Regions from separate parts of the Mus musculus genome. Here all the other regions are linked to region 3. A link is a loop called in an ENCODE intact Hi-C map of the cell type or tissue named here. Cell type or tissue: left cerebral cortex. All regions are shown on one strand. Each heading gives the region's core, and the rest is flanking DNA. Links, peaks and the distances in the headings are about the cores only.

Region 1 (8,286 bases), core at 1,283-6,282, 980 kb after region 3:
GAAAGTTAAAGAACAAGAAGTACAGCTCAGCAGTAAAGCGTTTGCTTAGCGTGTGTGAGGTGGTAGTTTTCATTCCGAGGCTGCAAAGACATATGGAACATAAAATCTAAAGCAATTTGAAGCAGGAATTAGAAGGACACGCTGAATAGAATTGGCCCTCTTCTCAATTTCCCATAGAGACTACTGGAAGCAACAACTGTCCGTTGACGAGTGCCCGGAAAAGCTATCCAGAGAGGGTGTGGGTCTCACTGATTTTCTTTTACCCAGTACACAGTGGTAACCTTTGGCTGTCTCGGGTTCTGCTCTTCCAGATCTAGGTAAGAAAATGAGCAGGTCAACGAGCCAGTGCATCTATACACGGTGAAGGCCGGGGGAGACAGACTCGTGGAGCGCTTCCTTACCTTTCTCTTAAGCTACTTGAAAGCATGAGTGGGAGCTCGTAGAAAGGTTATCTAGAGGGGAAGATGGCTTTGAGAGTCTTACAAGAGAGGAGGGATGATCTGGAGACTAAGCCATAGGATGCATTCCAGATATAGAGAATGGAAAAGCACAGAGCTTTGAGGAACTGCACACCCTTGGTTAAATGCCGGGGTGGAGTCGGGGGCACGGACTAAGGAGCTATAAGAAATACTGGTGGGATGATCCAGGAGCAGTGTGGGCAACAGAGAGCCACTGAGGGGTGACAGGAGAAGGGATGATGAATTTATACTTAAATGTAAGGCATTATTTGGTGCTAGAGACCAAATCCAATGTCTCACATATGCTAGAGGAATTCACCACCACTGTTACACCTCCAGCTCGGGCTTCAGTCTTAGAAACAGCATCTGATTGTTCACATGGAACTCACAGAGAAATAGCATGGACCTCATAGATATAGAATCATAGGCCTTGATCCAATCTATTGAATTGGGGTCCTATTTAATAAGGTCCCTGAGTTAATTGTGTGCCTTTCAATTTGGCAGCATATTTCTGTAATATGAATGAGCATAGGAGAAGGCAGTGGGGGAAATGGTGAGACCATTCATCTGGCCACAGCAGGATCCAAGGAAAGGTGATGGATTGGGGTGAAGCAGCAGCAGGGTTGGGATAGAGAGAAACCACATCTTGGATAGCCATTGAGAGGCAGACCGGTATCTGTTTGCCGAGGGACGGATGGGATTTGAGGATGTAGGAGAAGCAGATAACCAAGATGTGGGTTCCTCACAGACAATGAAGGAGCCATTGTGCCTGTCACTAAGACACAAAGGGATCAGGAAAGTGAAGAGCTTAGTCTAGGACATGAAAGATTTCAGGTCTCCATAACTTGTCAGTGCTTGGATTCCCGTGGAGCTGGACTTGTAGGCACTTGTGGGCTATCCAATATGGGTTTTGAAACGACCTCTGGGAATGGAACTCTAGACCTCTGGGAGAGTAGCAAGCACTCTTAAGTAGCAAGTGCCTTCTCTTCAGCCATGTCACCAATGATTTTTTTTTAATTTTATTTTTATTTTTTCTTGAAATCAAAATATTTTGGTTATTTTACTCATTTACATTTCAAATGTTGTTCCCCTTCCCAGTCTCCCCTCTGCAAATCTCCCATCCCCTCCCCCCACCAATGTCTTTTTAAACGAGTCAGTGGAAATACCTCTCTCTACCCCTGACTCCCTAAATGAAAGTGGATAGAGACACCATGGCTTTTTCCCCCAGGAGGTAGATTCTGATATGTAGGCTAGATCTCTGGTCTAATCTAATAAATCCTGATGAAGATTTCTCTCTGGCACCTTCATCCAAAAAGTCAAGATTGTAGCCTTAGGAAATTCTGGTCGGAAATCTTTATGTCTGTTTCTGTGGATGACTGAATGGCTGATAGCATAGTACAACTTACCCTTTCTATTTCAGCTATTGCTCTGGGCCTCACCACTTCCCTCTGAACTTCCCTGGAGACTAGAGAGCCAGCCATCTCTCAGAGCTCATTTTGGTTAATGGTAACTGGAAGCCAACCTGGGCATTCCTTCTTCTTCTCTCTGAAGGAGTGGGGAGTTCTTCTGCCCTGGTCACCTATGCTCAGAGAGACAACCCAACCTTTTTTTTTTTTTTTTTTTTTTTTTTTTTTTAATGGTTCTATCAGCCACATGGTAAACTGCAACTACTCTCTACTTCCTCCTGGTTCCACCATAGTTCCCCTCCCCTGTCTTTTCTAATTCCTTGTCTCCTTGGTTCCAAATCCCTTGATTACATTCTCATTCCTGCAGATTCATCACACTAGAATACTCTCTTGGCACCTCTTCCTTTCCTTTGTTGTTCTGTTCACTGTGCAGTTTAATTCCAGCTCAGACATCAGTCCGGAGGGCAGAGGGGTATTGGGAAGCTCAGTCACTTTAAACAGACTCCTCTTCAATGTATGTTTTAAAAGTTTCTCAGGGACTGGACAGATGGCTCAGTGGTTAAGAGCACTGACTGCTCTTCTGAAGGTCCTGAGTTCAAATCCCAGCAACCACATGGTGGCTTACAACCATCTGTAATGTGATCTGATGCCCTCTTCTGGTATGTCTGAAGACAGACAGCTACAGTGTACTTAGATATAATAATAAATCTTTTTTTAAAAAATTCTCTTTAGGATTTGATGATGACTACAAAGTGTCTCTGAGAGAAAGTTCCATAAATTGGCCACCTTATGGCATAGGCTAGACCCAGTGGTCCTTAGACCACCTCCCATCACTAGACCTGACTGTCTTGTGGTTACAGGAAGCCCTGATACCCAGACCATTTCTCCTACATTGATTAGTGGTTAGCCCTAATACTACCCCTCCTTTGCATTGAAGACTTTCACTCTGAGCCATCATCCCAAAGACAAGTTCTCCACTCATATTTTGTCCACTACCCCATGCCATCATTCTACCCTCACAGTCAGGATGAGGGTACAGGCCCCCCACCCCACCCCTTCTCACATCATCAGCCCTCATCTCTACCATTCCCCACAGCTCACAGTCTCTGTTATGAGCCCAAGTCCTGTCCTCTGCTCTCCTTTCCATCCCCTGGGATAGACCAACAAGAATGCTTGTCCCTAGCTTACAAGTGATCCTCTATGGCATGATTATGATCTATAAAATGGATAGGCTCCAAATACCCGGATCTCTAAGCGACCCCAGCCCTTCACCTCTCTCATTAAGTCTATTCCACAAATCCACAAATGTACTTGGAATGACTGCCAGCAACTGCTTTGACTGTTCACAGCTGAGCAGTGAAAAGTTTGGGGATTTTCTTGGCCACAGCTGCTTACAGGGAACAGAAAACTGACTTGGAGGTTTTCCCTTCCACCCACCCCAAATGGGACCAGAATACGCCCCCTGGCCCTTCCTTGAATGCTTAATGAGACGCTTTTTTAAAACCCTCATTCCTTTTGAAACTGTAGCCATGAGAACAACTGGGCTCTACATTTGGCTTTTGTTAGCCAATCTTTGGGATCCAGAAAAAGGATGCTCCAAATACTTGAGAGTTTCATGGGCATAAACACTTTGCAGCTTCTAGAAGTGCCAAAAAGGTTTTCCTAACTGAGATGAAAAATAAAAACAGTTCTGACTGTAGATGGGACAGCACAAAGACAAGCTAAAATCACGGTTGCTGCCTCAAGAATTGTCCCATTCTGGACCAAAGGATGGCCTCATCTAGAGAAAAGGTGACAAGAACCTTGACGAGAAAAAAATCGGTGAAAATGAGACAGCCCGCACTAGAACAAGATCGATGTGTTTACTGCAAGCAAAGGAGCTATTAGAAAAGCCATGTTCCTGCCATCACAGGAAGGTCCTGGCCATTCTAGCCACTGGGGGATCAATAATGGATCAGAAGGAAGACACCTGGGGTCTGCTCTCCTTGCTGTCCAGGAGCCCTTAGCTACAGCATCTGAAGGAAGCCACTTAATCTAATTGCTAGTGGGAACAAACTCTTTAAAAACCATGCTAGATTGGCCTTCCCCAAGCGAACTTCCTACTCAGGCAGCTACTGGCAGTCTGGGACTACCACTTCATACCTGAGAATACAGTGAATCTGGGTCACAAGCAAGTATCTGTGAGGACACAGTGAAACTGCCCAATTGGACCACTTCATGGACAGAAAGAAACATTAACTGGGGAAACAAACAAGCTGTCTCCAAGAATAATGGCCAGCAGCATGGTGAGAAAGCAAGCAGATTTGTATGATAGCAAGATAAGGGTCTTTGAATTGATGCAACCTGTTAAGATGAAGCAGGAATGAGATGCTCTTTCCAGATGTAATTGATCATTGAGAGTAGATCATTGAGGGATGTAGTGGTTTTCCTTGAATTCAGACATCTGTTTGCCTTTGTCTCCTGGGATTAAATGTGTGCACCACCATGCCTGGGCCAAAGATTTTAATGCCACTGTTCCTCAAGATCTGGATCAAAAGCCTGTGTCCTCGACATCTGAATTATAGTTCATTCCAGATTAAAAGTCTCAATTCAAGGTCAGCCTGGGACAGAGCAAGTTCTAGGTGAAGAAAAGCCTAAATCCAGGCTTCTAGCATTCAGGAGACACAGACGTTCAGATCTCTGAGTTCAGGTCAGTTTACAGAGCAAGTTCTAGGACAGCCAAGTTTAAGCCAGTGAAGGAGTTGGAAAACAGAAAGCTGGTGATAATGTAATATATCAAGGGGGTCATGTTGCAGCCCCAGAAAGCAGAAGAACTCAGCAGCTTTGGCCATGTGAAACTGGCTTTAGAGTCCAAAATAGAAGGAACTGCTGGGACAATTGCTGCTGGTTAGCTGGACCTAAGAAATTAGTGGTGATTAAGAAGAGATCAGCATCACTGAGATGAAATCTTCTGGGATGTGTTTTCTGAGAGCACAAAGAAGCTGTGTTCCAGAGATGGCCAAGGCTGAGCCTCATAATGCAGCTGGACTTGCTAATGTATAAATATCTCCTAGGTGGTACTGGCTTTGAAGGAATGAAGGGGTCATGGAGAGCAGCTGAGGCTCGGCACTGTGAGAGGCCAGGGAAGGCCGTTGGTGAAGGTGCAGCCTCAGATGCAGTTGATGGCCCAGGACTTGAATGGCTCCTGTGAAGAAATTGAGGCTTGGCACTATGAAGAGAACCTATAAGAGGCTATTGGTGAAGCCTAGTTGCAACGGAAGACCCCAGTGTATTGCAGATGGCAGTACCATGAGATGATCACTAAAAGCAGCAGCAGCAGTGGAATAAAGTCAACCTGAACCTAGAGTACTACAGAGGGCAGAGCTGAAGAAGTGACCCAAGCCCTTTGTGAAGCCCAGAAGATCATGTATGGATCCCAGACACCGGAACAAGAAGCTGTAAAGTTGAAGTTGCTGTGGAGGCCCCAAGATGTTAGAAATGCCAGAGCCATGGGATACCTGCCAAGGAAAGTTGCTTACAGAGACTAGAACTGGCCCAAGAGAAAGAATTGTGCTGTAGTCAGGAAAGCTGAAAGGAGTTGGACACCAGACATGGAGATGCAGAGTTTGGAGTCTGCCTAGCTAGTTTTTGGTCTTGCTTTTGCCCAGGATGTCATTTGTTGGAGGTATGTGATCTGCTTTTTTATTTTTATTTTACAAGAGATTACATTTAAGAGATTACATGAATCTCAGAAGAGACTTTGAACTTTGGACTCCTATCATTGTTGAGACTTATAGACTTTGGGACTTTGGAAGTTGGACTGAACCTACTTTGCATTATGCTATGGCTAGGCATGGCTCCCGTAGACTCCTGTGGTTGAACAAGCCTATGGGGGCCAGGGAGTGGAATGTGGTAGTTTAAATATGCTTGGCCCAGGGAGTGGCACTATTAAGAGGTATGGCCTTGTTGAAGAAGTGGTCACCTTGGGGGTGTGCTTTGAGACCCTCCTCCTAGCTGTCTATGGACAGTCTGCTCCTGGCTTCCTATGGATGAAGATGTAGAACTCTCAGCTCCTTTTCCAGCCCCATGCCTGCCTGCATGCTGCCATGTTTCCTGCAATAATGATAATGGACTGAACCTCTGAACCGGTAAGCCAGCCCCAATTAAATGTTATCTTTTATAAGAGTTGCCTTGGTCATGGTGTCTCTTCACAACAGTAAAACCCAAACTAAGACATCCTAAAAGTGGAAATATTATAGTGAGAAAAAAATCATGCAGAAATAATTATGAACTGTGTTTTGAACACAAGTGTGACATACATAAAACACACACACACACACACACACACACACCTGTTCACTGTGTGTGTCTGGTGCCTTCAGACACCAGAAGACTGAATCTGATCCTTAAAACTGGAGCTACAGATGGTTCTGAGCCACCATATGGGTTCTGAGAGCCTAACCAGGTCCTCTGCAAGAGCACTAAGTGCACCTAATGACTGGACCATCACTCTAGGACCTAATTTTGTTGTTGTTGTTGTTGTTGTTTTTCTCTTCCCTAAACTTTATTCTTTTATTTTTTGAGATTGTAATGTAATTACGTGTGTGTGTGTGTGTGTGTGTGTGTGTGTGTGTGTGTGTGTGTGTGAGTGTGTGTGTACATTTTCATTATCTACTGGGAACTTGAAGGACATTTAGATTGTTTCCACTTTCTAGATACTGAATAGAGCAGCAATGAACATGGCTAAACAAGAATCTGTGGACTAAGATGTGGACTCCCTTGGGCATATGCCAAAGAGTGTACAGCTGAGCCATATGGTGGATTTGTTTTTGCTGTCAGAGAATTCTCCCCAGAAAAACCTGAGGGCTAAATAATAATGAAGAGAACTTGGATTCTGGCTGTGACTGGGGTATTGTTTGGTCAGAGAGACATCTGGTGGCTCCCAAGCTAAATTGCACCAGCTTGCCAAAGGACGGTAGCCACCTCCTCTCCTGAACTGAAAGGTTCAGCTTTGCCTTAGGAGGAGAGAGCTTTCCACCTGCAGAGTGGATTGTGAGCTCTGAGGCCACAGTGACAGTGTGGGTGGCCCCCTCCATCCCCCGCTGTCTCCCTGGCAGCTAGTTTAACGGTGCTGTCACTTGGTTCCCTGGCAATAAAAATGGAATGTATGTAGATAGCTCCTGTGAGCATTGTGAGAGACTAGCAAGTCACAGATAGTCCTCCCTGGGGCCACTGCATCATCTCGGTGTTCAGTGGTTGCAGCCGGTCAAGGCTGGAGCACAGGAAGCCAGGAGACTCTGCCATATCTGTATCCGGATGCATCCACACACAAAGACAAAGGATCTCCCTCTACAAAACCCTGCTCCGGAGCTTTTCTCCAGAAGCCGGGATGGCTTGTGGAGCAGCTCTCTGCACCAACTTTCTCAATTTCTACACTTAGAATTTTTGCTGTAACAGTGTTATGGTTTGTATATGCTCGACCCAGGGAGTGGCACTATTAGAAGGTATGACCCTGTTGGAGTAGGTGTGGGCTTGTTGGAGTAGGTATGTGGGGGTCATGGGGGCGCTTTAAGACTCTCATCCTAGCTGCCTAGAAGCCAGTATTCTGCTAGCAGCCTTCAGATGAAGCCAGCCCCATTTAAATGTTATCCTTTATAAGACCAGCCTTGCAGGGCAGTGGTGGCATATGCCTTTAATCCCAGCACTTGGGAGGCAGAGGCAGGCAGATTTCTGAGTTCGAGGGCAGCCTAATCGACAGAGTGAGTTCCAGGACATCCAGGGCTACACAAAGAAACCCATCTTGAAAAAAACAAAAATAAAAATAATAATAAAATAAAAAATTAAAAAAGACTTGCCTTAGTCATGGTATTTGTTCACAGCAATAAAACCCTAAGACAGAAGTTGGTACCAGGAACTGGGGTATTGCTATGATGGGCCTGTTCATGGTTTTGTTTGGAAGAATGTGGATTTGGAGACATTGGATATGGAAAGCACTGGAATGCTTTAAGTGGGGCTTAATGAGCTATTCTAATAGGAATATGGAAGATTTTGTTACTGAGAGTGATTTGAATTGTTCCAACCTGGACCAAGATATTTCAGTGGAGAATTTCAATATGTGGCCTAGAGACTGTTTTGTGGTATTTTGGTGAAGAATGTGGCTAATTTTTGCCCTTGTCTGAAAAGTCTGGCTGGAGCTATGGTGAAGAGACTCAGAAACACCCAGCAGAAACTTTGATCTCTGGTTAAGTCTCATGAAGAATGTTTTGAACAAGTGTGGCAAGCTTAGAAAGGAAAAATATAAAATATATGGTTTAAATATTAAGGGGCACCAGGAAGCAGAATGGAGCTGAATCCTATGTTCTAGGAGATAGCAGATTAAGGAAATAGAACTTTGAGGCAAGATCCTACCCAGCTAAATTTAGATCCAGGCAAGGTGGTACACA
Region 2 (8,286 bases), core at 1,282-6,281, 960 kb after region 3:
GAAAAATGCTCCTTAACTAAGATTATCTATTAAAATAATAACTGGTATTTCAAAAGAGAAATTAAAACTACACATAATTTCAGTATATTGTAATTGTGACACCAAAATGATCTTTTAAAACAAACTTAGCTCTGTCAGAAGGTAATAGTTGAGAGTATTTCTGAGGCTGGAATGATACCTCTGTCAAAAAACAATTAACTCCTTGTAAAGACTTGAACCTGCGTCCAAGCCAGGTATTCACAGACCCATGCTTGTGACCCCAGGTCTGTGAAAGCAGAGACAAATGGATCCCTGGTGTATCACTGATAGCTCAGGTTAGCAGATGTGGCTAGAGACAAACTGCTGAGAGTCTCTGTCTCAAAAGAAAGAGGATAAAGTCTGAGGAATGACAGTTGACAATCTCTTCTGGCCACCATGTGACTGTCACATGTGTTCTGACACACATACACAAACACCTGCATGTGCTCGCATGTACACACACATACAACTAATGTGAGTCCTTTTGTGTCTAAACCATGGCAAGTTATCATTGAGAAGAAAGCACATGACTTTACACTTAATACATATTTTAAAACAGCTATGAATTCCTCTTCCTGACAAGTCCTCTGGGGCACACCCAAGTGTCCTAAGCAGCTGGCTGTCTGCCAGAGTTCCATTGTCCCACCACCTTGCCATCTAATACACCAGGCCTACAACACAAGAAAAATCCCTTACTGCCCACCCCAACCCCACCCCCATCTGGCTTTGTCCCTAGGAGCACACCCAACTTCTAGGAAACATCCACTGCCCGCTGAGTTCCATTGTCTGGGCCAAGGCTGCCATTTGGAGACCCAGGAACATCCAAGTAGGCCTGCCTTCCCAATACCTGCTACAACAGGAATGGTCATGGATAAACAGATGGTGAAAAGCCAGCCTAAGAACAGAATCAAGAGCCAGGCGTGGTGGTGCACGCCTTTAATCCCAGCACTTGGGAGGCAGAGGCAGGCGGATTTCTGAGTTCAAGGCCAGCCTGATCTACAGAGTGAGTTCCAGGATGGCCAGGGCTACACAGAGAAACCCTGTCTCGGAAAAAAAAAAAAAAACACAATCAACACAAGCCAAAGTAACATTGTACCCTCAGAGCACAGCTATACTAATACAGCAAGCCCTGGATGTCCTAACACAGCCAAAGCACAAGAAAATGACCTTCAATCCAATCTTATAAAGATGCCACGGGCCTTTAAAGAGGAAATGAATAAATCTCTTGAAGAAGTACAGGAAACTACAAATAAACAGGTGAAGGAAACGAATAAAACTCTTCAAGACCTGAAAGTTGAAATAGAGGCAGTTAAAAAAAATAAACAAATAAGTAAGCCGAGGGAATCCTGGAGACAGGAAACCTAGGGATGAAAACAGGAACAGCAGATGCGAGCATCACCAACAGAAGACAGGAGAAGGAAAAGAGATCTCAGACATAGAAGATAGGATGGAAGACATTGATACATCAGTCAAAGAACATGTCAGATCTAAAAGTTCTTGCCACAAAACATCCAGAAGTCTGGAATACCACAAAAAGACCTAACACAAGAATAAAAGGAATAGAAGAAGGTGAAGAGCTCCAGCTCCAAGACCCAGAAAAGATTTTCAACAAAATCATAGAAAAAAAATTTCCTCAACCCCTCCCCCCCCCAAAAAAAAAAAACAGAGATATGCCTATAAGCATACAAGCAGCTTTCAGAACGCCAATTAGATGGGCCCGAGAGAGGATGACTGAATCTTCCTCAGAAGGGAAAACAAGATATATATCCCAGGTGACGGACATCTAGGTTGCTTCTGATTTCTGACTATTGCAAATAAAGCTGCTATGAACATAGTTAAACAAATGTCCTTGCGGGATGGTGGGGCATCCCTTGATTATACACCCAGGAGTGGTATAGCTGGCTCTTGTGTTAGAACTATTCTCAATCTTCTAAGAACGGCCAGACTGATTTCCAGACTGAAGGCTTTGAAAACACTAGAATCTCGGAAGACTAATGATGTTTTGTTTGTAGCATCTCACTCTGGTACTCGGACTGTGGTGACCCATATTAGCTATCCAGAATCTGCAGCATAGGTGGATTTAAAAACTGGGAGTCTCAGGTTCCCTGTAAACTTTAAGTGAACCTTATTCTGATAATACAAGTGTGTGTGTGTGTGTGTGTGTGTGTGTGTGTGTTTTCCATCAAGAAGTATATAACATGATGTTTGTCTCCAAAGCTCTCCCTGAGAGCTCAGTGATCCAGTGGGACACAGGGGACCCACCGAGTGGACTCTGCCAGCTGGCTAATCTATAGGAATACTTATCCCAGAATTCTTTGGTGGATCCCACACAACAAAAAGATTTTGTGATAAAGCCCAATTCATTGTCTCACCTAGCCCCAGGGCTGGCTGACACAACAGGCCTCAACGTATCTAGGGTTCTCCTCCTTCGATGAAAGAATATTCTGATCTCATGAGCCTCTTGACTTTCTCTGAGCTGTTGGAGCTGGCCCCAGGTCTTAATGGGTGACTCTGTGAAGCTCTTTTGGCTCTGATTTCCTGAAATGGAAGGAAGCAAGAGTTTTAACCAAAGAAATTAAGTTTCATGACATACAGGAATACGTGGTCTTCTGCTGCCCATCACAAATGAACCTATATCTGCATTTCCACCTCCCAAGCATATTCAGTCTGAAACTTAGGGACTTCCACTCCCTATTCAGTGCCTTTAAGTATTTAATCAAGACTAAAACCTCTGTGTTGATGCCTTAAGATCAGGTGTTCTGCATATTAGCCCTCTATCAGATGTGGGGGGGGGGATATTCTCTTGGGGGGGGAGTATGAAATGTAGAAAACAGTTGGGGTGGGTGGAGGGGGGAGTAAAATCTGGATTGTAAAATTTTTAAAAATTTAAAAAAGATCAGGTGTTCTTAATTGGCTACTTTGATTAGATTGCATCATGGAGGCCATGACCTTGAGGGAACATTATAAGAAGCCGGTGCAGCCAGCACCTTTTCAGTTTCTGTCCACTCCTGAAAGTGACGCCTGGTGGGCAGATCCAGACCCCACAGCTCAGAGAAGCCACTAAAGAGACCATAGAGAGAAGGCAGGCTCTCGGGTGGAAATCTTTTATCAGATTTTGCTTGAGGTGAGTGGTTAGAGATGGGAGTGTTTTGAAATGAATCTGAAGTTCAGGGATGAATTTCTCATGTGAAGGTAATGGCATTTCCCTTAAATAGTACTTTCTCATTCAAATTTTTGGCAGCAGTGATGGATTCTTGAAGTGAAACATTCCCTGGATGTTACAACTTCAAGTCCCTAAGTCTCCTGATGGAATATGCTTGGGAGGTGGAAACACAGAAACGGGTTCATTTGTGATAACCATCACCAGGCCATATGTTCCTAGCGCGTCACGAAACGTAACTCCGTAGTTTGAAACTCTTTTGTTAACTTCTGTTTCAGGAAATCAAAGCCAACGGGTCCACAAATGGAGTCACAAATCAAGGGCCTTCCAGCTGTTCCAGCTCAAACAGCCCAGGGAGAGCCAAGAAGCTCATGGGAACAGACACTTCCATCACTGAAAAAGGAGAACCATATGGTAAGTGGAGGCCTGTATGTGTCAGCCAGTCCTGGGCTTAGGTGAGACAGGGATGCACCACAAAAATGTGTTGTGCAGGATTCACTAGAGAAGAATATTGGCATATAGGTTTAAGGCAATAGAAAGTCTTGAGTAGCCAGCTGGTACTGTAGTGGGTAGGTAGGTCCTCTGAATCCCAGTGGGCCACTAAGCCTTTCTCCCAGTGAGTTTTGTGCACAGAAATCAAATTCTAGGTTAGTGTATTTCAATGACAACAGGACAGAAGCAGAAACTTAGGGAGGTTTTTTGGGTTTTTTTTTTTTGTTGTTGTTTGTTTTTTAAAGATATTTTCTTTATTTACATTTCAAATACTATCCCGAAAGTAAAGGCAGGCTGAAAGGCAGAGGCTGTCCCAGAACCATGGGCTTGAATGGATTAGGTCTCCATTGTTTTTGGTTTTCCTGGGAGGGGGGGGTGTTTTTGTTTTTGTTTTTTCTTTTTGGATATTTTATTTATTTGCATTTCAAATGTTATCCCCTTTCCCTGTTTCCTCTCTGCAAACCCCCTATTCCATCCTCCCTCCACCTGCTTCTATGAGGGTGCTCCCACACACACACACTCTCTCTGCCTCACTGCCCTAGCATTCCCCTATACTGGGGCATTGAGCCTCCCCAGGACCAAGGGCCTCCACTCCCTTTGATGTCAGATAAGACTATCCTCTGCTACACATGCAGCTGGAGCCATGAGTCATTCCATGTGTACTCTTTGGTTGGTAGTTTAGCCTCTGGGAGCTTTGCAGGGTCTGGTTGGTTGATATTGTTGTTCTTCCTGTGGGGTTGCAATCCCCTTCAGCTCCTTCAGTCCTTCCCCTAACTCCTCCACTGGAGTCTCCAAGTTCAGTCCAGTCATTGGCTGAGTGCATTCCGCATCTGTATTGGTCAGGCTCTGGCAGAGCCTCTCAGGAAACAGCTATATTAGGCTCCCATCAGCAAGCACTTCTTGGCATCAGCAATAGTGTCTGGGTTTGGTGGCTGCATATGGTATGGATCCCCAGGTGGGGCAATCTCTGGATGGCCTTTCCTTCAGTCTCTGCTCTACTGTTTGCCCCTGTATTACCTTTAGGACAGGAGCAATTCTAGGTTAAAATTTTGGAGATGGGTGGTTGGCTCCATCCCTCAATCAGGGCCCTGTACCTAAACCACTGGATTTGGTCTCTATTAGGTCTCATTTTCATGGTGCCAGGTGGTATTGTCTATGGATGAATTCTATGGCCTGAAAGGTACTTCTGTCTTGGAAATAGTTATGCAAATGTCTGGGGGTCTACTAAGGTCTGATGCTCTGCTACATCTGTCATACTGACCCATGGTCCTGACTGTATCAGAGGTATCAGAGGGCCAGACAAAGGAACTGCTCCCCTGCATGTGGACCTAGAGACTTGAAGAAGGCTCCACTCCTCTTTGGCAGGATTGGTCTATTGGCAGATACAGGGCTTCCTGTCTTCACCTATACATCTCCCAATTATGGGTTCCTCTTCCAGATTCAAAGAAACAACCAGGCAGAGCTTCAACCCATTCTGTAGTGAATGTTGTCCTTGGAGAGAGACCATTACAGGGCCTTTTAGCTCTATGGGAGATTGAGGATGGAGAGGTCTCTGGATCTCTTTGTGACTCGCTGATATCTCCTTTGCTCCTCACAGGTGAAATGCAGAAACTGTGGGGGCTTTGGCCACAATGTAAGAAGCAGAATGTGCCCCATGAAGCAAGGCCATGTGCTCCTAGTCTCCCAGCCTCTGGGAGCCAGGAAGGAGAAAGAGAATGGGGATCCTTGCAGGCCCCATGGTCTACAGAAACTCAGTCAAGACACCAGACAGAGGTAAGTGATGGGAAGGGGGCTGGTGGAAGAGAAGGCTCCAGGTTAAGCAGAGTTCACGGGGATATCCTGTCTTATCTCTCAGTCTCCAAACTGAAAGGGCCAGAGAGCGAGTAAATAGTCTGCTGGCAAGTGAGTGAGTGACTAAGTGACTGAGTGACTATTTTGAGACTAAGGCTGAGGTGTCCCCACACCACTGACTGTCCCACAGGTTTGATGAGCAGCAGAGGAAAGCTCCCTTCCAGAAATTTCCAATGAAGCCGCAAAAGGGGGACCAGCAGGTCAACTTGGCTGTAAGTAGATAACCTGTCCCTGAACGTCCCTTCCTCTGTGCTCTGCCAGTTGCACCTTTCCTTCTGCATGACCTATTTGCTCACCTCATGTCCCCTGTCCATGCTAGATTTCACAAATCCTCTCTGGCAGCAATGATTCATTTGTTCATTTTCATAGTTCAGCCAGACTTGGGCCTCTGCTGTAAGTCTCCTTCACAGACCAGCTCACCTGGAGGATAAGCAGGTTCCTTCTCACTTACCCATGGGTTTAGGTCTCCAGGTCCTCCTTCCTACTGAGGTCAGATGACAAATGGGGCCTGCTCTCTGAGCTTTCTGGTGACCTGAATTTTCTATTGCAGTCTTGACTGTTGCCGTTTTGAACTGATTATGTCTGCTGCTTCTATAAATCTAGACTTTTACTGGAGAAGTCTAAGCAGCATCAGCACATCTATGTCCACCATCCCAATTGGGTGGCTACAATATTCAATGTGGATTGCTGTCTATATGCAGGTTAGGGCAGGCACAAGATAAGGTGAGAGCCTGTGACTGGGCAGTGGAAAAGGAAGAAGAGAGAGACAGAGAGAAGACAGGAAAGAGGGGAAGGGACAAGATGGAACCTATAGGAGCCAGAACCACACAGTCCTGGGAGCCATAAGTATTGGGGATTTCTTAGATAGATGATTAAATAATAATTAGGGTGTGTCTGCCTCATCTGGGTGTGTAACTTGTGTTTACATCAATTGAGTTTTGAGTTCATTGTGCAGGTGTTTTGTGAGTTGAGAATTTACTAATATAAATCTGGCTGATAAATTACAAGCCTCTAGAGCTTTGATTTTACCAGGTTTCTAGGATTTGTGACCGCTAACCACAGGAGGTGGATGGCTGGGAATGTCAGCACAATCAGCAGCAAGAAAACCTCGAGATGGGCGGTCCCTGCATGGGGCTAGCCATGGAGGCAGAGAGATCACTGGGGACAGACAGTAGCTTCCCACAACAGTTCACCTCTAAGACCATTGGTGGAGAGACAGATTCAAGGCAAGCCAATGCCTCTTGCCCTACTTCATATCCCAAGCAAGATTATTAGAATTTTCAATACTATGCTGTAAATTACGTGGAAATTTGAATCTAACAGTTCCTCTATGACCACAGAAGGATGGTCCTAGCTGTCTCTCTGACTATCTATACATCATGTACCTCTTGTCAGACCACACACACAAACACATGTGTGTGCACATCCACACACACGGGGGTTGGAGGGGTAGAGAGAGAGAGAGATTTGGATTATCAGAGTAAGGTTCACTTATAGGGAGACTGCAACTCTCTTCCTTCCATTTCCCAACCCACCATGCTGCAAGTTTTGGATAGCTAATGTGGGTCACCACAGCCTGATGACTTCACATCAGACCGAGCTGCTACAAACTATCACCATAAATCCCATGAGCTCCTGGCGTTGTTTTGAAAGCCTTCACTGCCTTCCATGCTGACAGTGCCCCACTGATCTCTCGATACATCTGTGTTTTTCTACAGCAGCCACGGATGCCAAGCATCCCTGGGATCAGAAAGAGGAGTGCATCTCCAGTCAAAACATCTCTTGGGAAGCAGATGTGCCCTGGAAAACCTGTCCTCCAATGCTTTGACAGCTCCTACATCTTACATTCCAGGCAGAAGGAAGGTCGGAGGATGGCTGTTGCTGGTGTTGCCAAGCTAGTGCTCAGGCAGGATGGAAGAAACTCGGCCTCAGAAGAGCTACTGGATCAAAAGGGTACCTCATGTCAACACCCAGTTGCTGTCCCCAAAAGTAATGCAAGCAGTGAACTGTTCCACAAAGAGCCGAAAGCCCAGGGTCCCAGTAGGAAAACGCAGCCCAGCCAGCATCCTGTCATCCACCAGAATAGACAAAACCCCAAACTCAGCTTTGGGGCCCCAGGTAAGGAAGCTTCCTGGTGCCCCACACAGCCTAGCCAGAATCCTCTGAAGAAACAAAGACTTAACTCTACAGATGCACCAGAGAAGAGCCATGCAAGGACTGGTTCCAAGGGCACCCTGGACAGTCAGTCTCCTCCCATTGCCAACAGACTTGGACTGAAAGGTGCAAATGAAATGAGCAAGAAAATAACAGCCCAGGATCCCAGCACTGACCAACAACAGCTATATAGCAGGGCTGCTCTGTTCGCAACCAGACCCTGTATAGAGTTCCACAGGGCATCCGCTGGCCGTGTTGCAGACCAAGCCCTGAGAATGATCTTCACCAGACACGGTAGTAACTGCTGGAGCTCCAGGTTCCTGTCAGTGCCCCCACCACTTCCCCTTGAGAAGCAAACACCTCCTTCGGAGAGCCCTACCTTCCCTGAGGAAGGAGAGGTAGCAGGATCACAGGTCAAAGTGAGCATCCTCTATGAGGACCTTCAGGTCTCCTCCTCCTCCTCAGAGAACAGTGATGGAGAATGAGCTGCCACATGAAGAGCAGACACCAACACCACCACCACCACCCCCCCACTCAGACTGGCCAAATTCTTTCAGACTGATCCTCTCCCGAATTAACCTGGTAGATGACATGACTGTATCATGTCAGGG
Region 3 (8,286 bases), core at 1,221-6,220:
AGCAAGGCTTCCTTGTTCCATTGTCTTATATGGTCTCCAGCAGAAGGTGTAGCCAGATTAAAGGTCTGTGCCACCACACCTTTAATCCCAGATGACCTTGAACTTGCAGATCTCCCAGTATTAATCTTCTGGAATCCATAGACACCATGCCTCAAGATCTCCATACCAAGATCCGGATCAGAAACTTCTATCCCCCAACTTCAATATTAGGGTCACCTGTGAGCCGTCCAATTCTGGATTGTATTTCATTCCAAATATAGTCAAGTTGACAACCAGAAATAGCCACTATACCTACCAAACCCATGCATATTCTCTCTCTCTGACTGTCTCTATGTCTCTCTCTGTCTATGTCTCTCTCTCTCTGTCTCTCTCTGTCTTGCCAACAGGCAGTTAAAGAGAACAAAGAACAGCAAAACAAACAAACAAAAGTTAAGAAAGGAGCTGGCCTTGGTGGCACACACCTTTTTTTCCACAGCACTCGGGAGGGACAGACACAGGTAGATTTCTAAATTCAAGGCCACTCTGGTCTACAAAGTGATTTCCAGGACAGCCAGGGCTACACAGAAAAACCCTGTCTCAACAACCCCCCCCCCCCCCCGCCAATAAAGTTAAGAAAGGGCATGAGACACTTATACACATGCATTCTCTCCCTCCGCCCCTCTCTCTTGCCTCACTACCAAGGCAGTTAAACAAAAGAAACAATAATAGAACAAACACACAAACAAAAATTAAGAAAGAGTATGAGATACTCATACACACAAAAACACAATCAATAAATTCAACAAAATTGGAAACATAATACAAAAGCAAAAGAATAGTAAGGTTAAAAAAAATTTCAAGTCTGGTGGTGGAGTGGTTGTGGCCAACTCCTTTCATCCCTGCAGTTGAGAACTGGAGGCCTGAAATCCCTATAAGGGGGAGGCCAGGTTGCTTGCTGTACAAAATGAGTTGCAGGACAGCCAGAGCTACACAGAGGAACACTGTCTCAACCACTCTTCCTTGAATTGCCCAAACAAGGTTATAGGAAACAGAAAGATATCTCCAAAAAATAACTTTGATTACTTACATCAACATTTCTTAAAGGAGAGGGTTTTTTTTGTTGTTGTTGTTCAACTTTCACAGGAAATTTGTGTTACTGGTGGTTATAATAAGTATTATTTTATTATTTTACCTATTTCTAGAGTGTACACAAATGTCAGGTTCCACTGACTTCACATCCAACCCCAGAAGAGGGAATTTGCAGATATATTTTAAGGAGATGCTATTAAACCCAAAGGAAGGAATGAAGAGAGATATCCAGAAGAGAGACTGTGAGAGCAAAAGGAGAGCATTTGCAGGTACCTCCTAAAGAGAGGCCCATAAGCCCTGCAACAGCAGAAGCAGTCCTTAGTTCTGGACTCCCACTGAACCTTTTACCTGCATCCATAATTTTTACCTTGACATCTCTGACAAATATTTCTTTTCTCCTGTATCTCATTCTACTCATAATTCAACAAATGGACAAACATCTCATTTCCATTGCAAGTATTTCCTACTTATTTCCTTTTAGTTAGAATGCCTGGAGAAACACACAAGAATGTAATTTTGCAAGTGTTATTTTTGAAAATCGAGATTATTCCCTCCATAGTGTCTAATACGTATTTAAGATTTTTAGCAAACAACTTCTTTGTCACTTAAGGCCTTTTCTTTCTCCTTCAAGTGAATGTCTTGCTCAACATGTCCTGTGAATATGAGAGGTGGTTTGGGGGAAATAGAAAACAGGTCTTCAGAAAGAATCTTGCTCATCTGTAGGATCAGAGGTCATGGCCTATGGACACAAAGTTTTGTGCTTCCATATCATGTACAGTCCTGAACCACAAGGTGGGCCTCAATTTCAATATTTTATTCCTTCTTACAACTGTCTGAATCCCAGAGAGTTTGATGACCTAATTGTCACTGTCCTTCTTTTTTGCCATAGCGAAGTTTGGAATTCAAGAGAACCCCAGCTACCATTTCCTGGACAGAGTGTGTCCATTTACAAAGTAATGGTCATATATGAAAATTATGACTTACAATGCCAGATAACTAGCTTCTTTTCAACTCCTTATAAATAAAAATATAAGACTTCGCAGTCATTCTCAAAGGCAGTGATGTATCAAGTATAGTCTCACATTACTCATCAGTCACCTGTTAGGTTCTTGACACAGAGCACAAATATTACCCAAAGTGAGAAGAGACAGTTCCATTACTTGCAGAAGAGTTAATAGAGAATGCAGGCTAGTACTGGAGCCCATGGAACTATGCAGCAGCCATTGAATAACCTCAATTGCATGACTTTGAATATCATGAAAACTCTCCAAGTTTCTTTTGAAACTCAGTTTCTAGGGAAAACTGCTTAACAAAAGCCTTTCCCTGACAGGATCATATGAGACCTCTGCTGTTACCTCCTTTCAGCCTAGCTAGGCTGGCCTCAGACCATCCACCACTTAGGCAGAGCCACCTGCTGTGCAGCTTCTCATCACTCTCCTTTGATGTGCAACTACCTGCCTGAGGCCCAACCTGCCTGAGATTTTCCAGAGTTAGCACCAAACTGTGATCTTCACTAGTTCCTACTAAAAGGCTGATCTGACTTCTACAAAGGAACTTTGCCTGACTGGGAATGGGCCTCCCCTCTTCTTTATAAAGTGTGTTTGCTGACATTAAAGTTGAACCTTGATCAGAGTAGTTGTCTTGTTTCCATTCTTTCTCTCTCTTCCCCAAATTCCCTTCTTTCTTCCAGATTCCAAGATGCCTTCCTGGGTAGAACCTGGACATGTGAGCCACTGGCCTGCCTCAACACTCTGCATCCAGTTAGCCTTCACTCTGCATACACTTAGCTCATGTTCCCTCATCCTGCAGGAGAAGTTCACCCTCTTCTCTAGGATTTTCAAGGTGGTTCTCATGGCTCCAGGATGCAGCTGGCTGAGAAAAACCTGAGGTACCTCTAGACCAGGAATATCTCTAGAGAACCATAACATGATCAAGGAACAGGTGAATGGTCACACACCATTGAGGTTAGATATCTAGAAATTAGGGACTAGATACTTAAAACATTCTGGAAATACACACACACACACACACACACACATTTTTTTATATAAATATATATGTGTTTAATTTCAAACCAAGGGTCAAATGACTTGTTGCATATTTTACATACCGAAGTGGTACTGGCCTTCAGATTCTCCCAGCATTCTTCAGTACCTCCCTAGCTTAACCTGCCTTCAAGGTTTAGCTTTCCTACCCTGGGGGTGAGCTGCATTTCTCCCAGAAGCTCTTCCCTAAATAATTCAGATATTTTGTGTTGACTCTATCTCTCTATCTCACTCTCTGTCTCTTCCTCACCCCATTCTCTCTTTATCTTTACCTACCAAACTCCCTCTCACTTTCCCCATGGCATAAGGGAAACATTATATATGATGATATATATATATATGTGTGTGTGTGTGTGTGTGTAAAATCTTTTTTTCTTTTTTCTCATTTGTGATTATGCATGAGAACCAAATATGTATAGGAGATTTCCTTCTGCCATAGTGTTTTGATTCCAAGATATGTGTGAAATGTACTAACTATCAGTGAGACAACAAACTGTGAGTAGTTAATATTATATTTAAATATTTAAGTTAAACCAGTGAATCTATTTCATCTAACTATCAGAAGGGATTATAGACTTTGGGGAATTTTATGTGTGTGTGTATGCATATGGGCAGGGGGTGTGAGTTCCAGAAACAACTACAAGAAAAGCGGCAAGAAAAATCCTCACATCCTGGAGATGTATAGGAATGATAGGTCTTAAGGATCTTAATTCCTACTAGTAGAGCTGTTCAAGCTGCATGCTCTGATGTAGCCAGGACAGTAAACCCATCCATCTCAGCATGGGACTTCTCTCAGATTCTCTGCTAGTGTGTAGTAGGCCTTATTTTTTGTTCCTAATGTTCTCTGTATCTCTAGGTCCATTTCTGGAACATTTCCTCATAAAAATGTATCTGCCAGAAGAGATTAACTTAAAGACTTGTATCACAGGATGAAGTTCATCTCTATATTTTATAAAGGAAATAGACAAACAGTAAACTCCTACTCTGCTTTCTTATTACATGGGAATGTTTAATACTGTTTCTTTATTTTGCTTTCTTCTCAAGGTCACCTGTAAATTCTAATTTTTTCAAGCCTCATTTTTAGTGAGGGTTCTTAAATGTTTTCACCTCTCTTTTAGCCCAGCAGGAACTGGAAGTAGTGAAAAAGAAAGGATGGGAGATGGGGGATGGGGAAGGGGAAGTTCAGTTATTTAGCAATGGTAGTTTGGAGCAACTAGTTTGGAGCAACTCCCATCTTGTTTTCTGGGAAGAGGCAATTCAGTTTACAGGTTATCAGCTGCAAATTGATTCACTTGAAAACACTTCATAGATATACCAGCAGTTCCAGATTGATAGTCAGATTAGCAAGCAGGAATCAGCAGCAATGGCACTAACAGAGACTGCCAGGCTGTATCCTCAGCCAGAGTCAGCAGGAGGGGCCAGCAGGAATGCCAAAAGTTCTCAGCTGTGCCTCTCTCAGGGAGGAGAAGATTAGTGATGACTCCAGACCAACAAGAGTTGCACAGCGAGTTCTATCAGCAAGCCTACCCCAGACTTCATCACTGTCTACTGAGTCCTATTTATACCCCCCAAACATCATGTGATCTCCATGGGTCTTACCTGAGCCTGTGTCTTCCATAAGCTGGAGAACCTGTCTCAGCTGACATCAATATACCAATTAGCCCCAGTCCACAGAAGCTGCAAGAGAGCCAGAGCACACAACCATTAGTTTGTTGGTGCTTTTCTCTCTATAGAGTCTTGGCAAATGTAGGTCACATACACTATGTAAAATGGAGTAATACATGTGTGTTAGCAGAGAATCATTCATCACTTGTCCTTCCACATGCGTGATTTAGCAAAACATCCTTTGTCCTGTTTTGCTTCAAGAAAATATTTCTTTACGACTCTGCCTTAGCATTTTACCTGTGTCCTTTCAGCTCAATGTTCCTTCCCATGTATACCCTAGCAAAACACCATTCAACACAAAAGACTTTAAAGAACCCTTTGGTTCCAATTCAGTGCCCTCTAGAAAATCCTTACAATATGTACTACATTAATATTTGGTGATAGCATCAAAAGCTGTTTACAGCTAGCCCATGAATCCATCGAAGATTGTCATCCAGTTGACAAGGACCCTCCTGCCCTGTTGCCATGGAAACCACTGCACATTCCCTCTGCATGCCTCAACCCCATCACCTGAGCATATCATTACCTGTGTCTCCTCCCTCAAGGACTGGATAAAAGATATATATTCTGCCCCATCTTTCTCTTTTTCTTTTTCATTGCTTCACCCGTTTTAAGAAAGACCTCTTTTATGGGAGCTGTTCTGGCTTGGCCTGATATGTCTAGGCTTAAGGCAGTTTTCTACTAACATTTGGTATATGCTTTTGTGAAGACTCTTGGAATCAAGAATAAAAAACTTACCATTTCAAAACCTTTTTTTATAATAACCCTAGCTCTCAGTGTTATAGACTCAGAAAACTTTGAAAGACTATAGACTCAATATAAATTGAAATTAATTGAAGTTTTATTTTGAACTTCAGCTGTCCTCTGTTGAAAGACTGGATTTGCAACTGAGACCCAGCTAAAAGAGGAGAGCCCTTTAATTGTCAAAGACACAGTGCTCTCTTTTGGAGTTCCCTAAGGTGTGAGAGAACATCTGGGGTCTCTTGAATTCCTGGAATTCCTTGTATTGTCTTAGGCTCTGGTTGCTCTCAGAACTCTAGAAGCTTGGAACATAATCATTGATTCCTGAAGAAGTACAAGTTGACACTGAGTCTGTAGGGCTGCCCTACCCCAGAGACTTTCCCCTATGTAATTTAGACATGTTCTCTCCTCTCTCTATTTCTCTCTGCATGCAATCTTTCTCTCTTTCTCTGGCCCTTCCGCTGTGTCTTTGCTCCATTTGGTGAATTCCCTGGCTTCCTTCCTTAGGACCAGAACACTCAACTTGCCCTAGAGTGTTTCCCAATAATAATACTTGTTTATATATTTGTTGGTAATTTATGTTTATAAGTTGTTTATCACAAATTAACAGCTTTTATAAGATTAGTATTTTATAAGTTTAATGATGTAAAATTTTATTCATTTAATTTAACTTTTTAAATTTTATATTTAATTTGTTCAATTTCAATTGTTATCCCCTTTCCCAGTTTCCCCTCTTCAACATCTATCCCATCCCTTCTGAACCTGCTTCTATGAAGATGCTCCCTCCCGCCTACCAACTCCCTCCACACTGCCCTAGCATTCCTCTACACTAAGGCATTAAGCCTTCACCTGACCAAGGGACTCCCTTCCCATTGATGCCAGATAAGGACCCTTAGGCTCTTTCAGTTCTTCCCCTAACTCCTCCTTTGGGGACACTGCAATCAGTCTGATGGTTGGCTGTGATCATTCCCATCTGTATTGATCAGGATCTGTCAGAGCCTCTCAGGAGACAGCTGTGTCAGGCTCCTGACAGCAAGCACTTCTTGGCATCTGGGTTTAGTATGTGCATGTGAGATGGATCCTCATGAAGGGCAGTCCCTGGATGGCCTTTCCTTCAATCTCTGTTGCACTCTTTCTCCCTGTATTTTGTTGATTATATTATTCCTCCTTCAAATTAGGACTGAAGCATCAACACTTTGGTTTTCGTTCCTCTTGAGCTTCATGTGGTCCTTGAGTTGTATTTTGAGAATTCTATGCACTTGCTTAATATCCACTTAGTAGTGAATACCTACCATGTGTGTTGTTTGGTGACTGGGATACTTCACAGAGGATGATAATTTCTAAATGAATTCATTTTCCTGTGAATTTTGTGAAGTCATTGTTTTTAATAGTTAATAGTACTCCGTTGTGTAAATGTACCACATTTTCTGTATCTATTCCTCTGTTGAGGGACATCTGGGTGGTTTCCAGCTTTGGGCTATTATAAATATAGCTACTATGAGCATAGTGGAACATGCATGTCCTTATTACATGTTGGAGCATCTCCTGGGTGATATATGACATGAGTGATATAGTTGTGTCCTCAGGTAGTATTTTGTCCAATTTTATGAGGATCTGCCATACTTATTTCCAAAGTGGTTGTACCAGCTTGCAATTCCACCAGCAATGGAGGAGTGTCCCTTTTTGTCCACATCCATGCCAGCATCTGCTGCTACCTGATTTTTTTGTTGTAGTCATTCTGACTGGTGTGAGGTGGAATGACAGGGTTGTTTTGATTTGCATTTCCATGATGACTAAGGATGTTGAACTGTTGTGTAGGTGCTTCCTGGCCATTCAATTTCCCTAAGTTGATAATTCTCTGTTCAGCTCTTTTCCCCATTTAATATTGATAGAGTTATTTTGTTCTGTGGAGTCTAACTACTTGAGTTCCTTATATAGATTGGACATAAGCCGTCTGTCATATATGGGATTGATAAAGAACTTTTCCCAATCTGTGAGTTTCCATTTTGTCCTATTGACAATGTTCTTTGCCTTACAAATCTTTGCAATTTTATAATGTACCATTTGTTTATTCCTGATCTTAGAGCATGAGCCATTGGTGTTCTGTTCAGGAATTTTCACCTGTGCTCCTGTATTTAAGGATATGCGCCACTTTCTCTTCTAGTAGGTTCACAGTGTATCTGGTTTTATGTGGAGGTCTTTGATCCAGTTGGACTTGAGCTTTGTTCGGGGAGATAAGAATAGATCAATCTGCATTCTTCTAAATAATGAACACCAGTTCAACCAGCACAATTTGTTAAAAATACTTCCTTTTTCCCACAGTATAGTTTTAGATGCTTGGTCAAAGTTCAAGTGACCATAGATGTGTGGTTTCACTTCTGGGTCTTCAATTCTATTCTACTGATCTACCTGCCTAGCACTGTACAAATACTATGCAATTTTATTCGCTATGGATATGTAGTAGAGCTTGAGGTCAGATAAGGTGAATCCCAAGAGGTTTGTTTTGTTTTTTTGTTTGTTTGTTTTTTGAGAAGAGTTTTCCATATCCTGTTTGTTTGTTTGTTTGTTTGTTTGTTTAAACCCAAATGAATTTAAGAATTGCTCTTTCTAACTCTATGAAGAATTGAGTTGGAATTTTGATGGGGACTGCACTAAACCTGTAGATTGCTTAGGTCTAGAATGGCCATTTTACCCGTATTAATCCTGCCAATGCACAAGCATGGGAGATGGAGCAGCTTGGGACAGGATCCTTCTGGTTTACATCTGT

Evidence for each region. Hi-C counts contacts between places; a loop is a spot of excess contacts. Peaks named below come from ENCODE experiments on the same cell type or tissue, not always from the same donor. Only the 100,000 strongest peaks of a DNase experiment are listed, where the experiment ranks them.
Region 1: it touches region 3 in a loop (2.7-fold over the local background); 4 of 42 quality-filtered maps call a loop at or near these places.
Region 2: a loop joins it to region 3, with 4 times the contacts of the local background. A loop is called at or near these places in 5 of 42 quality-filtered maps.

What each region holds. Positions count from the first base shown.
Region 1 is chr8:21,975,107-21,983,392 of GRCm38, forward strand. No RefSeq gene overlaps it. Among named protein-coding and RNA genes, the nearest start is that of Ccdc70, 8.7 kb to the left of the region's middle. In left cerebral cortex, for the core only: no CTCF peak of the experiment used is centred there; DNase peaks (open chromatin) are centred at 3,310 and 5,375.
Region 2 is chr8:21,955,761-21,964,046 of GRCm38, forward strand. It overlaps Fam90a1a (family with sequence similarity 90, member A1A), which reads left to right and starts at 2,954. Exons shown (of 5, transcript NM_001081662.1): 1 at 2,954-3,142; 2 at 3,457-3,592; 3 at 5,268-5,443; 4 at 5,652-5,733; 5 at 7,240-8,286. The coding sequence starts at 3,482. The coding sequence ends at 8,160. It overlaps Gm29821 (a long non-coding RNA gene), which reads right to left. Exons shown (of 3, transcript XR_378797.4): 2 at 2,391-2,556. In left cerebral cortex, for the core only: no CTCF peak of the experiment used is centred there; a DNase peak (open chromatin) is centred at 3,502.
Region 3 is chr8:20,991,724-21,000,009 of GRCm38, forward strand. No RefSeq gene overlaps it. Among named protein-coding and RNA genes, the nearest start is that of Defa21, 30 kb to the right of the region's middle. In left cerebral cortex, for the core only: no CTCF peak of the experiment used is centred there; no DNase peak of the experiment used is centred there.